2 separate regions of the Homo sapiens genome follow, and region 2 is linked to region 1. Evidence: chromatin contacts called from ENCODE Hi-C data. All regions are on one chromosome and are shown on one strand. The core of a region is the stretch at or near the end of the contact, and the rest is flanking DNA. Distances in the headings are between cores, read along the strand shown.

Region 1 (6,835 bases), core at 3,839-6,338:
TTGAAATCACGTGGGCTTTATTTTTCAAGTCTTGAATTAGACAGATGTTACTCTGGATAAAAATATATCCATGGGGAAAGAATTATTTGCAACTCAGAAATGATAACCTAGTTCGTTTGGTGGCAAGCTAGGGCTGATAAAGTAATCTAATGTATAGGGGGTTTTTTGTTGGGTTTTTTTGGTTTTTTTTGAGACGGAGTCTCACTCTGTTGCTCAGGCTGGAGTGCAGTGGCACGATCTCGGTTCACTGCAACCTCTGCCTCCTGGGTTCAAGCGATTCTCCTGCCTCAGGCTCCCAAGTAGGTGGGACTACAGGCATGTGCCACCACGTTCAGCTAATTCTTGTAATTTTAGTAGAGACGGGGTTTCACCATGTTGGCCAGGCTGGTCACCAACTGCTGACCTCAAGCGATCCACCCGCCTTGGCCTCCCAAAGTGCTGGGATTACAGGTGTGAGCCACCACGCTCGGCTGGCCTAATGTATAGTTTTAAAAACCATAGTTGTTTTGGTTAAAGTAATGCAGAAAGGAGTCCTTTTCCTGACAGCTCAGCTGGTCTTCCAAGTGTGATTGTCAAAATGGTAGGGACTGACTAAAAAACAAACAAACAAACAAAAAGAAAAAAAAAAAACCAAAACTATTCTATGCCATAGTGAAACCTAATGCTGAATTTTTCTCCAAAAAAGAAGAAAGTGAGAACAAGCAAACCCCAGGGCTGCTGGGCCTGTCTGCAAAGGGTGAAAGCAGCAGAGGAGTCTAAATCGAACTGAATTGCAAGATTTCAGTTCTAAGCATGGCACATGTATACATATGTAACTAACCTGCACATTGTGCACATGTACCCTAAAACTTAAAGTATAATAATAATAAATTAAAAAATAAAAAAGTAAAAAAAAAAAAAAAAAGATTTCGGTTCTAAGAGAAGTTCCCCACGCAACTACCCCAACCCTTTCTAGAATGTTGTGTGTTCTCTGCACTGACTCCAGGGTTAACACATATCATGGCTCATTTGTAGACTTGCCATGTTCTTCCTTTTTCTTTGCTTTAACAACAACTGGCAGATACCCTTTCTTTTTATGGGTACTCTTGGCACTCTGGTTCTTAATTTGGTTTGGGGTGACTCTGTCGGTTTCCTTTGGCAGATGGCAGTCACAGGTGGCCTGGAGCCTGGGGCACACGCAGTCCCACCTGGTTCCCTTAAGGACTCCCTGGTTAGTGCTGAGGCCTAATAGCCTTGAACTCTCTGCCTGCATCCCATCTGCTGCGTGCTCTGAGCTCCCTGAGATGGGGCAGCCATGGTAGCTGCTGCTGTCAGCTGTCTTAGAGTTGGGAATTTACAAGGGCTGGTTGTCCCTGCCTCCCCATTACTCTCTTGCTCCTGTTGGTGTCCACATGGTGAAGCGATGCCCTTGCACGCCCACCCCCATTCCTGCTCTTCATTATGGCTGTTGACCAAATTCCCCTTCAGGCACTGGGTCCACATCCAGCCTCCCTTGTCCACACCCACAGCCCTAAGCCCAGGGAACAGCTTGTAACGCTCTCATTTCACTGTTCTTTGAAATAACAAGGTAACTTGGTACAGTGGAAAGACTGCGGTCTTTGAAGTTTGATGGTTTTGTGACCTTAGGCCATTCACCAGCGGTTCCCACTTTGCAAGGTTCCGGTGAGGACCTGGAATAAAGGCTATTCCTGGAACACGAATGGAGAACCCATTTCATAAGCAGTGCTTTCTGTTTGTTAACAGAGGCAGAAATGACATTGACGTAGCCCTCTTCTTTTACTTCTGCTGTGAGGCAGTGACTGTCAGAGCCGTCTTAACTTGATTGCTCCTAGTCCGGAAGGTTCTGTTCCTTTGGGCACAGCAGGGCTGTTTATGTGGAAGAAGGAGCCCTCTGGTGGGCATCAGGAAGAGTTGCAGTTAATTTGCAATTTGCTTGTCTCATTCAAGTGGTTTGCTCTGTTTTTTTAAGACGCACAATCACTGGTTGACCTGGATGCTGCGAGGTTACAAGAGATGAAATATGGAGGAGGCCTTCAGGGAGTTAAGCTATCCAACCCTTTCGTTTTGCTGGGGACCAAAAGATTGCCCGGGACCTCCTTCAGTGCTAAAATCCACCAAGTCTTGGACCAATCTAGACAAATTGGTCCCTTTAGGACTATCCCATTCACTTTGATGCTGGGCAGAAACCAGGCCTCTAAGGGTTGAAGCTCGGGGCTGACGGTTTAAATGGGAGCAAGGGGCTGGGCATGATGGCTCACGCCTGTAATCCCAGCACTTTGGGAGGCCGAGGCGGGTGGATCACCTGAGATCAGGAGTTCGAGACCAGCCTGGCGTAACCCCAACCCTACTAAAAATACAGAAATTATCAGGGTGTGGTGGCAGCTGCCTGTAATCCCAGCTCTCAGGAGGCTGAGGCAGGAGAATCACTTGAACCCGGGAGGTGGAGGTTGCAGTGAGCCGAGATCACACCACTGCCCTTCAGCCTGGGTGACAGAGCATGACTCCGTCTCAAAGTAAATAAATAAAATAAATAAATGGGAGCAAGGATTGAGCAAAGGCTGGAAAGAGAATCAATTTCCTGCAAGGATGGGATGTAAGGGGACCATCAGATTAGAGACATGTATGGGAGGGGAAATGGGGAGCACTGGGTTCTTCAACTGTGTCTAAACTCTGTGATCAAGCTTCCTCTCCATTCCTCTAGGAAGTGGCCTTCATCAAAAGAAAGCCCTATGCTTTCAAATTTATGAACTATTGGCTAATCCGTTTTTCTCTTTTGGCAAGATAATTTCAAGGAGGTTTCTCTCTCCACCAAGGATTTGACGGGTGCGCTGTTACATCCCTTGGGGATGAAAAGGGAAACCCAAGTTGTCCTTTTCTTCCCCTAGTGCTTTGCTGATTTAAAATTAATATTTCCTAACTAATCACTAGAAGAGACTAATGATGGCTTAGTCATCAGGTATGGAACAGGAAGTAAAGAAAAGCACCATGCCCTACAGAAATTGGAGGGAAGACTAAGAACAGGAGACTGCAGTCACCTGGGCTGGAAATTGGCCAGGACCACACAGCTAACTCTTACCACTTAGGTGCAGATGTTTTCATGAGCGGAACACAGCAGCCTTCCAACTTGCTTAGTATCACTTTCCAAATTACTCAAGTGCCACCTTTGTTGCTCCTTGGAAGTTGCCCTTGCAAAGACTTGCCCAGTTCAGTCCCTGCCCAGTGATTCAAAGCTGATCATTTTCCATGGTAAAAAGGTCCTACTATTTACTCCAAGACTTTTGACTCTCCTTTCTATGGTAATGCTGTGCAGAGGAAATTTCTCAGGTTATTATTATAGAACGGTGGTTTTTCAACTGGGGGTGATTTTACTCCCCCTAGCTGCTTCCAGGGATATGTGGCAATGTCTGGAGACATTTTGGTTTTCACAACTTGGTGAGTGCTACTGGCATCACTACCCATAATGGGTAGAGGCCAGGGAGGCTGCTCACCATCTTACATTGACAGGACAGCCCCACAACAAGGAAGTATCCAGCCCCAAATGTCAATCGTGCTGAGGTTGAGAAATCCCGCAGGAAGCCGTGGATCTTTTGATAGGGTTGTGCAATCATCACTACAGTCTAATTTACAATATTTTTATCCCCCTTAGAGAAACTTTTTACTCATTAGTAGTCAGTCCCTATTTCCATATTCTCATCTCCCCCCAGCGCCACCTCTTGGCCCTAAAAAACCACTAATCCACTTTCCATACATTAAAGGATGATACAGTTTCTTACTTCACAGAGTAGTATCATCCCTATTTACAGATAGGGCAACTGAGACCCAGAGAGGTGAATGTCTTACCGCTATTAAAGAGAGGACTCTATTACTCAATCCAAGGCAAGAACAGAGGTCACAACAAACTTTTTCCGTAAAGAGTCAGATAGCGAATATTTTAAGCTTTATGGGCCATATAGTCTCCATTGCAACTACTCATTTCTGCTATTGTAGAGTGAGTGCCGGCATAGACAATATGTAAACAAATTGGTGTGTCTGTGTTCAGATAAAACTTTATGGCCTGTAATCCCAGCACTTTGGGAGGCTGAGGCGGGCAGATCACAAGGTTAGGAGTTCGAGACCAGCCTGACCAAAGAGACCAGCCTGGCCAACATGGTGAAACCCTGTCCCTACTATAAATGCAAAAATTAGCCAGGCATGGTGGTGGGTGCCTGTAACCCCAGCTACTCAGGAGGCTGAGGCAGAATTGCTTGAACCCAGGAGGTGGAAGTTGCAGTGAGGTGAGATTGCACCATTGCACTCCAGCCTGGGCAACAGAGCGAGAATCCAACTCAAACAAAACAAAACAAAAAAACCCACTTTATTTACAAAAACAGTTGAAGGGCCAGATTTGGCCTGCAGGCTCTAGCTTGTCAATCCTGGAATTAAACCATTACAAAAGGCCTCACATTTACTTGGACAACCCCCACCCCTAATTCCTTCTTCTGCTTCCCTAGATCCATCCTCCCAGATGATCGTTACCCTAAAGTTTGTCTTTATCACTCTCTGACTTAAAAAAAAAAATCTGCTTACCTAAGCTGTGTGTTGTCAAAACAATGTGTTATCTTCTTTTACTGGGTTTGAGCTTTCAAAATGTCATCATATGGTGTGTGGTCTTTGGCTTTTAAAAATTCAGTCTTACGTTTCTAACATTTATGGCCATCGTGGATTCATTTTCATCACTGTGTGTAAAATACTTCATGGGGTGAGCATACTACAAGTCTTGTAAACACGCTCTCCTTGATGGACATGTAGGACAGTTTATTTGCCATTATAAACAATTATAAAACAATTCCTCTAGAAGCAGAATTGCTAGGTTAGAGGATTAAAAAGCTATTTATTTATTTATTTTGAGACGGGGTTGCCTAGGCTGGTCTCGAACTCCTGGGCTCAAGCAATCCTCCCACTGAGGCCTCCCAAAATGCTGGGATTACAGGCATGAGACACTGTGCCTGGTTTTTTTTTTTTTTCTTGTAAAAATGCCTGAGACATGTAAATTACACAGAGTCTGGAGTCAGCGTGACTTCCTGGCTAATTTCCACCATTTCTAGCTTTGTCATCTTGGGCAAATTGCTGTGCCTGTTGCTGAATCCTCTTTTCTTTGGGGGGGTGGGGTGCCTATGTGAAATGAAGATAATAATGGTATCCACCTCCTCATGTTGTTGTGAGGATTAAATGAAATAATCCCCGTAAATCTGTTATTAGCACACTGGTAGCACAGTTTAGGAGTTTAAGGAGTTTTTTCCTCACTTTGTATTTGTCACATGACTTCTCCCCACTAGGCTGCGAAGTTAGTAAGGGCAGTGTTAAAAGAAAAACTTCAGCTGAATTAATTTTAAATGAGTTTAATTGAACAATGCATGATTCCCCAATCAGGCAGCCCCCAGAATCACAGCAGATTTAGAGAAACTCCAGGGATGCCCCCTGGTCAGAACAAATTTATAGACAAAGAAAGGGAAGTGCCATACAGAAATCGGCAGTGAGGTACAGAAACAGCTGGATTGGTTACAGGCTGGTGTTTGTCTTATTTGAACACAGTTTGAACACTTAGCAGTCTCTGAGTGGTTGAAGTATGGCTGCTGGGATTGGCCAAGACTCAACTATTGTAATTGTTACAGGTGTATACTCCTAAATTAGGTTTTCAACCTTGTCTGCCTATTAAGCTAGGTTACAGTTCGTCCACAGGGGCTCGAATATAGAAGTACGGAGTCCTTCCCAGGCCGTATTGAGTTTGCATTAACAGCAAACTGGGTACTTTATCTCAGAAACATCAGTATCCACCATATGTCAGTTTTCAAATAAAGGTGTGTGAATGAATGAAATGATGAATGAAGGAATGTGTGAATGTGATCAGAACTGTGGCCCTGCCAGCTGCAGACACAGGTGTCAATGACCTGGGTGTCACAGTTTTGAGCATGGGGGTGAGGAAGGTGGGGAGGCAGCAACCAGCGTAGGACTCCCTCCGACTGGGTGGAGTGACTGCTTTGGGTCTGACCGCATTAGTCATAAGTAATTCCCTGGACTTCTGCCTTGGAGGAAGCCGTGCAGGTTTGCTGAGGGAGGCCCTGAAAGTCTGACTCTTGGAGATGAAGAGTCTGTGAGCTGCTTCTTTCCACTTGTGAGTAGCAGATGAGCTGCAGAAGAACTAACCTGTATTAGTCCGTTCTCACACTTCTATGAAGAAATACCCGAGACTGGTAATTTATAAAGGAAAGAGGTTTATACTTATAATCATGGCAGAAGGCAAAGGAGAAGCAGGCACCTTTTTCACAGGGTGACAGGATGGAGTGAGTACCAGATGATTATATAACCATCAGATCTCATGAAAAATCATTATCACGAGAACAGCATGGGGGAACCACCCCCATGATCCAATTACCTCCACCTGGTCCCCTTGACAAATGGTGATTATGGGGATTATGTGGATTACAATTCAAGATGATATTTTGGGTGGGGATACAACCAAACTATATCACTCACTATCACAAAGGAACTCAGCAAGACATGGGACTTTAACATTTGCAGGTCACATAAGCCACTATCATTAAAGTACATTGTCACTAAAGGCCAATTACCATTGAGTCAATTACTTTTCAGAGGCCAGAGCACACCAATAGGAAGTTCATTGTGTGTTGGGATTTTATAAATATATCCCTATAGACACACATGTATAATTTCTCTTTTTTTGAGACGGAGTCTCGCTCTGTCGCCCAGGCTGGAGTGCAGGGGCGCGATCTTGGTTCACTGCAAGTTCCGCCTTGCGGGTTCACACCATTCTCCTGCCTCAGCCTCCCCAGTAGCT
Region 2 (6,624 bases), core at 3,338-5,837, 170 kb before region 1:
CCACCTCTACAAAAAAAAAAAAAAAAATTTTTTTTTAAGTAACCAAGTGTGGTGGCAGGCACCTGTAACCCCAGCTACTCAGGAGGCTGAGGTAAGGGGATCAGTTGAGCCCAGGAGGGTGAGGCTGCAGTGAGCCATGATCCTGCCACTGCACTCCAGCCTGGGTGACAGACTAAGACCCTGTCTCAAAAAAAAAAAAAAAAAAAAACCCAAACCCCAAAAGGATACATACTGTATGATTCCACTTATATGACATTCTTGAAATGACAAAATTATAGAAATGAGGAATTGATTAGTGGTTGTCAGGGGTTCAGGGGAAGGTGGGGTGGGAGGGAAGTTAGTGTGGCCATAAAGGGCAATATGAGGGATTCTTGTGGTGATGGGAATGTCATGTATCTTGACTTATCACTGTCAATATCCTGGTTGTAATGTTGGATTATGGCTACCACTGGGGGAAGCTGGACAAAGGTACACAGAATCTCTGTATTATTTCTTAAATTAGATGTGAACAATCCAATTAGCATATGGGCAAAGAAATGTAAGACACTTCCTACAACTACATGCAAATCTACAATTATCCTAAAATAAAAAAAATTTAATTAAACAAATACAACGAAGTGATCCCCATGAAAGTTAGGACAGCAATTACTTCTGGAGGGAAAGTGGGAGCTGTGATTGGGAATGAGTAGCTGGTAACATTCCCTTCCTGATCTGGAGGTAGTTATAAGAGAGTTTCTATAATTTACCAAACTAGACATTTGTTTTGTGTGGTTTTCTGTACCTGTGTTTGTTTTTACAATACGTTAAAAAAAAAAAAAAACAGCTACTTTGTCTGTCTAGATCCTGGAGTTAGCAAGTAGGAGAAAGTATTCCTAGTCAGTCCACAATTGACATGTATTATGAGCAAGAACTAAGCGTTTATCATCAGCAACTAAGATTCTGTTGTTTGTTACAGCAGCGTAATCAGCACATCCTGACTGATACTTATGCAGTAGGACAGTTTATAGATAAGTCGCCTGAATTCCAGGGCCCATTGGTTCACTTAGAACCAGTGAACCTAGCAAGGAATGGCAGTGTGCCCTTGGCAGTGGGGGTAGAGAGGACCGTTTGATGATGTTAAGTAAGCAATGACTAAGACAAATTCCCTGCATAGGTTTCAGACTAAATCGTGCCCCACTCCTCCAAATTTATCTGTTGAAATCCCAACTCCCAAATACACCTCAGAATATGATCATATTTGGAGATAGGGCCTCTAAAGAAGTAATTAAGGTTAAATGAGATTATATAGATGGGTCTTAATCCAATAGGACAGGTTCCCCACACAAGAAGAGGGAGAGACACCAGGATGTGTCTTCACACAGAAGAAAAACCATGTCAGGACACAGTGAGAAGGCAACCATCTGCAAGCCAAAGAGAGAGGATTCAGGAGAGACCATGCCTTCTGACACTTTCATTTTAGGCTTCCAGAACTCCAAGGTATTTCACTATGGTGATCAGAGCAGACTAGTACACCCCAGTACACAAGTTGTCCACTAAAACATCAGATGATCTTCTTGTACCGATAGAACAGATCGTTTCATTCAGCTGCGCCGACCATCCATTGCAGGTCGCTGCCTACCTATGCCCAGCACATTACAGAGTGCAGCAGGGGACAAACAGGAAGCCTGGAACCAGCACTGAGCATAAGCACTCTTTCAGTAGGGGCAGGACTGGGGATTATGGTGTGGCGGCAGCTCCATCAGCAGAGAACACACCTCTGCCATCACTGTCAAATATCCCTGAACCTCTACCCTCACCTGCAAGGGATACAGCTGCTTCCAACAGGGGTGACGAGCAGGTGCAAGCACAAATCAGTCACTTTGGTCCACATGGGCAGAGTCAGAGGGTGGCTGGCTGCGTGTGTCTCTTGTCCAGCAGCCTATGTGGTGCTACCACCTTCCAAACAGATGAGATTCCAGGAGAGCGCTCTTCTAGAGTGGGGGTCACCCAGCTTGCTCTGGCAAGTTTCAAGGGTTCTTAAATCTACAGGGGACTCTTCAGGTCTACCAAGGTCTGGGGAGGATGGTCCAGGACACAGTCTCCTGCTGTGAACATGGGAAGAACAGTTTTCCCAGTCCACAAGTGTCCTCCTGGATTCAGAAGAGACTCTCTCACGTCCCCGTCCTAACCCCCAAAGCAATCATCCAGCTCTTGTCATTTGTCTGTACGGAGAATGCAAGCACACCTTTACACAAGAGGTCCTTTCACTTTTCATAGGGTTGAATGCATCCCAGATATAAAACATTTGCAACAAACTGCAAAAGAAAAATAAATCTTGGGGCCCCCAAATCATCAATGTAAAGGGAAAAGTCAAGCTGGGAATTGCTTAGGGCAAACCTGCCTCTCATTCTATTCAAAGTCATCTCTCTGCTAGCTGAGATAAATGCGTATCTGATTGCCTCTTTTGGAACCGCTATTCAGAAACTTAAAAGAATACAACCATTTGTCTCTTATCTACCTATGACCTGGAAGCCCGCTCCCCACTTCAAGTTGTCCTGCTTTTGCTTCGAGTTGTCTCACCTTTCTGGACAAAACCAATTTCATCTTACATATATTGATTGATGTCTCATGTCTCCCTAAAATGTACAAAACCAAGCTGTGCCCGGACTACCTTGGGCATGTGTCGTCAGGACCTCCTGAGATTGTGTCATGGGTACACGTCCTTAACTTTGGCGAAATAAACTTCCTAAATTGACTGAGACCTGTTACAGACTTTTGAGGTTCACAAAACGTTATGCTAAATGAGCCCAATTTAGGAAAAATTGGCAAAACATGAAAGGCTGAAAAGAAATGCAAAGCTGCTGTTTGAGCCCTCCTCACTGCTGCAGACAGACCCAAGGACCCTGCATTCAGCCCCCACTTCCACCCAGCATCCTGCAGCCAGCAAGGGACTGGCTCTGAACCTTTGTCCTCCCACGTCACAGGTGGGCCGTACAATAGTGCTGACCTCAGTGTGACACGGAAAGGATGGAAAAGCTCAATGGGGCCATCATAAAGACTCTATTCCTGAAATGTTCTTAAATTGAGAAGCAATCAAAAGCTGGGTGAGGTGGCTCACGCCTATAATCCTAGCACTTTGGGAGGCCGAGGCGGGCGGATCACCTGAGGTCAGGAGTTTGACACCAGCCTGGCCAACATGGTGAAACCCCATCTCTACAAAAAAAGATACAAAAATTAGCCGGGCATGGTGGTGGGTACCTGTCATCCCAGCTACTGGGGAGGTTGAGACAAGAGAATCGCTTGAGCCTGGGAGGTGGAGGTTGCAGTGAGCAGAGATCGTGCCATTGCACTCCAGCCTGGGCAACAGAGCAAGAATCTGTCTCAAAAAAAAAAAAAAAAAAAGTAAAAAGTAATCAAGCCTTCACTTAGGCTAATCTGTTCCCTTGTATCTTCTATGCCACAGGTCATAGCTCTGTCCCGAGGCCACACATTGGGTCCTGTATTGAGGGAAAACATGGTAAGCATTTGGGGACAATGACACCCTCATATTGCCCTTCCCACCCCCTCTCTTCCTGTTCACACAACCTCACATTCTCCAGGTTAAAAAGATCTTCCTGCTTTTAAGGAAAAGGGCTGCGCACTGGGGCTGCTCCTGCATGGACCGACAGCATCCACTGGGGACCCAGGGAGGGAAGGTGATCATAAGAGACAGAGACATACCAGAGAACAGGCCTCATGTCAAGAAGAGGGGATGGAGGCCCCGAGGAGCTGTACCCAGCTCAGGCCCCATCTAGTTGACAGGAAAGGTCAAACTAGAGTCCCCTCCCAACCACTGACTGGCTCAGCAGGTGCAGCGTGGAGCACATACCTGTTCCCAACTTGCACACGCACGGAAAAGATCCCACCAGAAGCAGTGAGTAGGTGTATGATTTTGGAAAGGGCAGTGTAGGGGAAGCTACAATAAGCAAACAAAGCTGACCCTGGCCATCCAAGGTACAGCTTTTCAGCAGCACTGATGGCACCTTCTGCCACTCCCTCCCTTCTTCACATTCCTCCTGCCTGAGGATCCTGCTCCCTGCAGGTGCCTTCACAGGGATGCTGTGCCACAAGATTTAGGTTTGACCTTCAGGAGCAGCAGGGTCTCTGCAGAACAGATGTACATGGAGCTGGTGCCAGATAAGCCCACCTAGAATGCCTGGCTCGGGAGGCCCATGTTAAGAAATGATTGGCCCTTTCCCAGCACAATGAATGGGGAATGGTGGGCACAGCCCCCAGTTGAGTCACCCAGCATCATCTCTACCTCTGTTCTGCTTGGACAACAGCCTCTCCCTCAAGTCCATGGCTTCAGGATGACACAGTGGGCAGCACCTTGTCATAGAAATCAGGCTTTTTGGTTTCATATTAGGTGTGCACCGTTAAAGATCTAAATACAACACAAACAAACAACCCAGAAGGGAAAAGATTGCCCATGCTTGCTCTCTGCATACAAATCCTTCCCATGCCTCTCTTCCACGTGGCTGTACCCAGAAGACAAAGGGCACGTTGGTAAAAATGTAATTTCCGCAAGACAGTGGAACCCAGCCAAGCAGGCCTCAGGGTAGCTGGTTTGCACCTGGATCCCTACCTGTGCCAGGAGGGCCTTGCTCTTGGACACTCTCCAAGTTTCTCCTACCCTCCTCTCCCAGCAGGAGCCTTGCAGTGTCCCCTAATTTAGAGGAGATGAAACTGGAGTGTTATCAAGCAAACCACAGAGCCTTAGGTGGCCAGGGAAGAGCCTTGGATCACAGACAGCTGCAGCCATTGGCGGATGCTCCACTGGGATTTGAGCATGGGGCATCTTCCACCTTCAAGAACCAGACCAGTGGCTCGCTCCACCATTTGTGACCTCAGGGGAGGTCAACCCCTTTAAGCCTGTTTCCTCCTCCACAAATATAGGAGCACCAATGGAGCCCACCTCCAAGAGGGTTCCCTAAGGCAAACACTTCCAGTGCAAGGCACATGGTGTGTATCCAATAAGACTGATCTATCACTGCCTCTCGACACGGTCATGCCACTCCCTCAGCAAATAATCATAGTGTGAGCAAATATGTACCAAACTGTCAGTGTCTGTGTGAAAACAGAAGTAACCTAAATTCTGCCTATATTATGTACCCCTACAAACATCATCATTAAAGGTAATGTAGAAGTAATAATCATCTTGAAGTTTAAAAGTCCAGCGTGATTAACATCATACCTAACGCTTACAGTTCACATCCAAAGCCAGGCACTAAGTGTTTTGATGTAACGAACAATTTTCTTGATAACCCTGTGAGGAAGGAACTATGATCATGCCCACTTTATAGATGAGAAAACTGAGGCACGAGGAGGTTCAACAACTTCTTGAGGTCACACAGCAGGTTGATGTCACAGCCAGTTGCTAATATTTATATCATAAAAACCTAAGGGATCAGGCACTAAAGGACCCATCAGACTGGGCGTGGTGGCTCACACCTGTAATCCCAGCACTTTGGGAGGCCAAGGTGGGTGGATCACCTGAGGTCAGGAGTTCGAGACCAGCCTGGCCAACATGGTGACACCTCGTCTCTACTAAAAATACAAAATTAGCTGGTCGTGGTAGCACATGCCTGTAATCCCAGCTACTTGGGAGGCTGAGGCAGGAGAATTGCTTGAACCTGGGAGGAGGAGGCTGCAGTGAGCCGAGATTGCACCATTGCACTCCAGCCTGGGCAACAAGAGGGAAACTCCATCTCAAAAAAAAAAAAAAAAAAGGCCATCAGTGGCAGGATTTCTTTGGATTTTCTCTATTTTTATGGGGTTAATAACCATGTACATCTTCTAACTAGAAAATAGAAAGTTTTGTGTTTAAGCAATCACACGCAAGAATTTCCCCATGCCTCAGTGCTGAGGTAGGACACACATGCTATGAGCTCCTTAGGGCACACCCCAGGCCTAAGAGGTCACAGAGGGAGAGATGGCTCATAGTGGAGGCCTCCTTGTCTTGGGCTTCAAGGTGGGCATTGGTGTGTGCCAGGCCCCTGCCTTCCCTCCACTCTCAGCCTCAGCCTTCTGCTGGTAGAACCTAATAGCACTTGGGTAAGACAGACATATATGGACCACACTAGTGCCCAAATTTCCACAACATCTGGTTTGGAAGTGCTCACCCAGCATGGCCCTGGGAAGGGGCAGGGGACCTACAGCTGCAGATGCCCAAGAATGATGTTAGTTTGAAAATCCTACCAGTTGATGCCAAAATCAGTCACTTGTTTGCCTTTCTGTCATGCAATCTTTCACATCTGATGGCAAGAAAGGGAGTTTGCTTATTTAAACATTTTTTTTATTTTATGAATCAATTAAAGATCAGAGCCACAATCCCAAGATGTAGGCAGGAGTCGAGAGCCACTTGAACACTCTTTAGAGTCCTCAGGACCCCACTTGACATTTGGCGACCTCCGCATCCAAGGCATGAGCTGCTGTTAAGAGCAGAGGAAGCCGCTTCCTGACTGCCGGGCAGAGGGCCAGGGCTGGCTGAGAGCTTTCAGAGTGACCAGCTGGAACCCCTCAAGATGACCAAGAAGAGAAGGGCATCTTAGAGAGGCCTGGCCCTCTGAATAGGGTTGCCAGATTTAGCAAATAACAGAACGGAAT

Evidence for each region. Hi-C counts contacts between places; a loop is a spot of excess contacts on that map. Pooled maps may share reads with other maps.
Region 2: a map of gastrocnemius medialis shows a loop between it and region 1 (2.6-fold over the local background). The contact joins two enhancer-like sites. A Hi-C loop is called at or near these places in 38 of 168 maps with a recorded cell type or tissue (A673, CD8-positive, alpha-beta T cell, Caco-2 and 26 more), 4 of 37 single-sample maps with no recorded cell type and 31 of 50 pooled maps.

The regions. Positions count from the first base shown.
Region 1 is chr1:13,660,909-13,667,743 of GRCh38, reverse strand. No RefSeq gene overlaps it. Among named protein-coding and RNA genes, the nearest start is that of PRDM2, 36 kb to the left of the region's middle. Within about 2 kb of position 5,088, at least 2 of the 41 ENCODE cell types and tissues checked have a DNase peak (open chromatin) inside an H3K27ac peak, as active enhancers do.
Region 2 is chr1:13,830,679-13,837,302 of GRCh38, reverse strand. No RefSeq gene overlaps it. Among named protein-coding and RNA genes, the nearest start is that of PRDM2, 130 kb to the right of the region's middle. Within about 2 kb of position 4,587, at least 2 of the 41 ENCODE cell types and tissues checked have a DNase peak (open chromatin) inside an H3K27ac peak, as active enhancers do.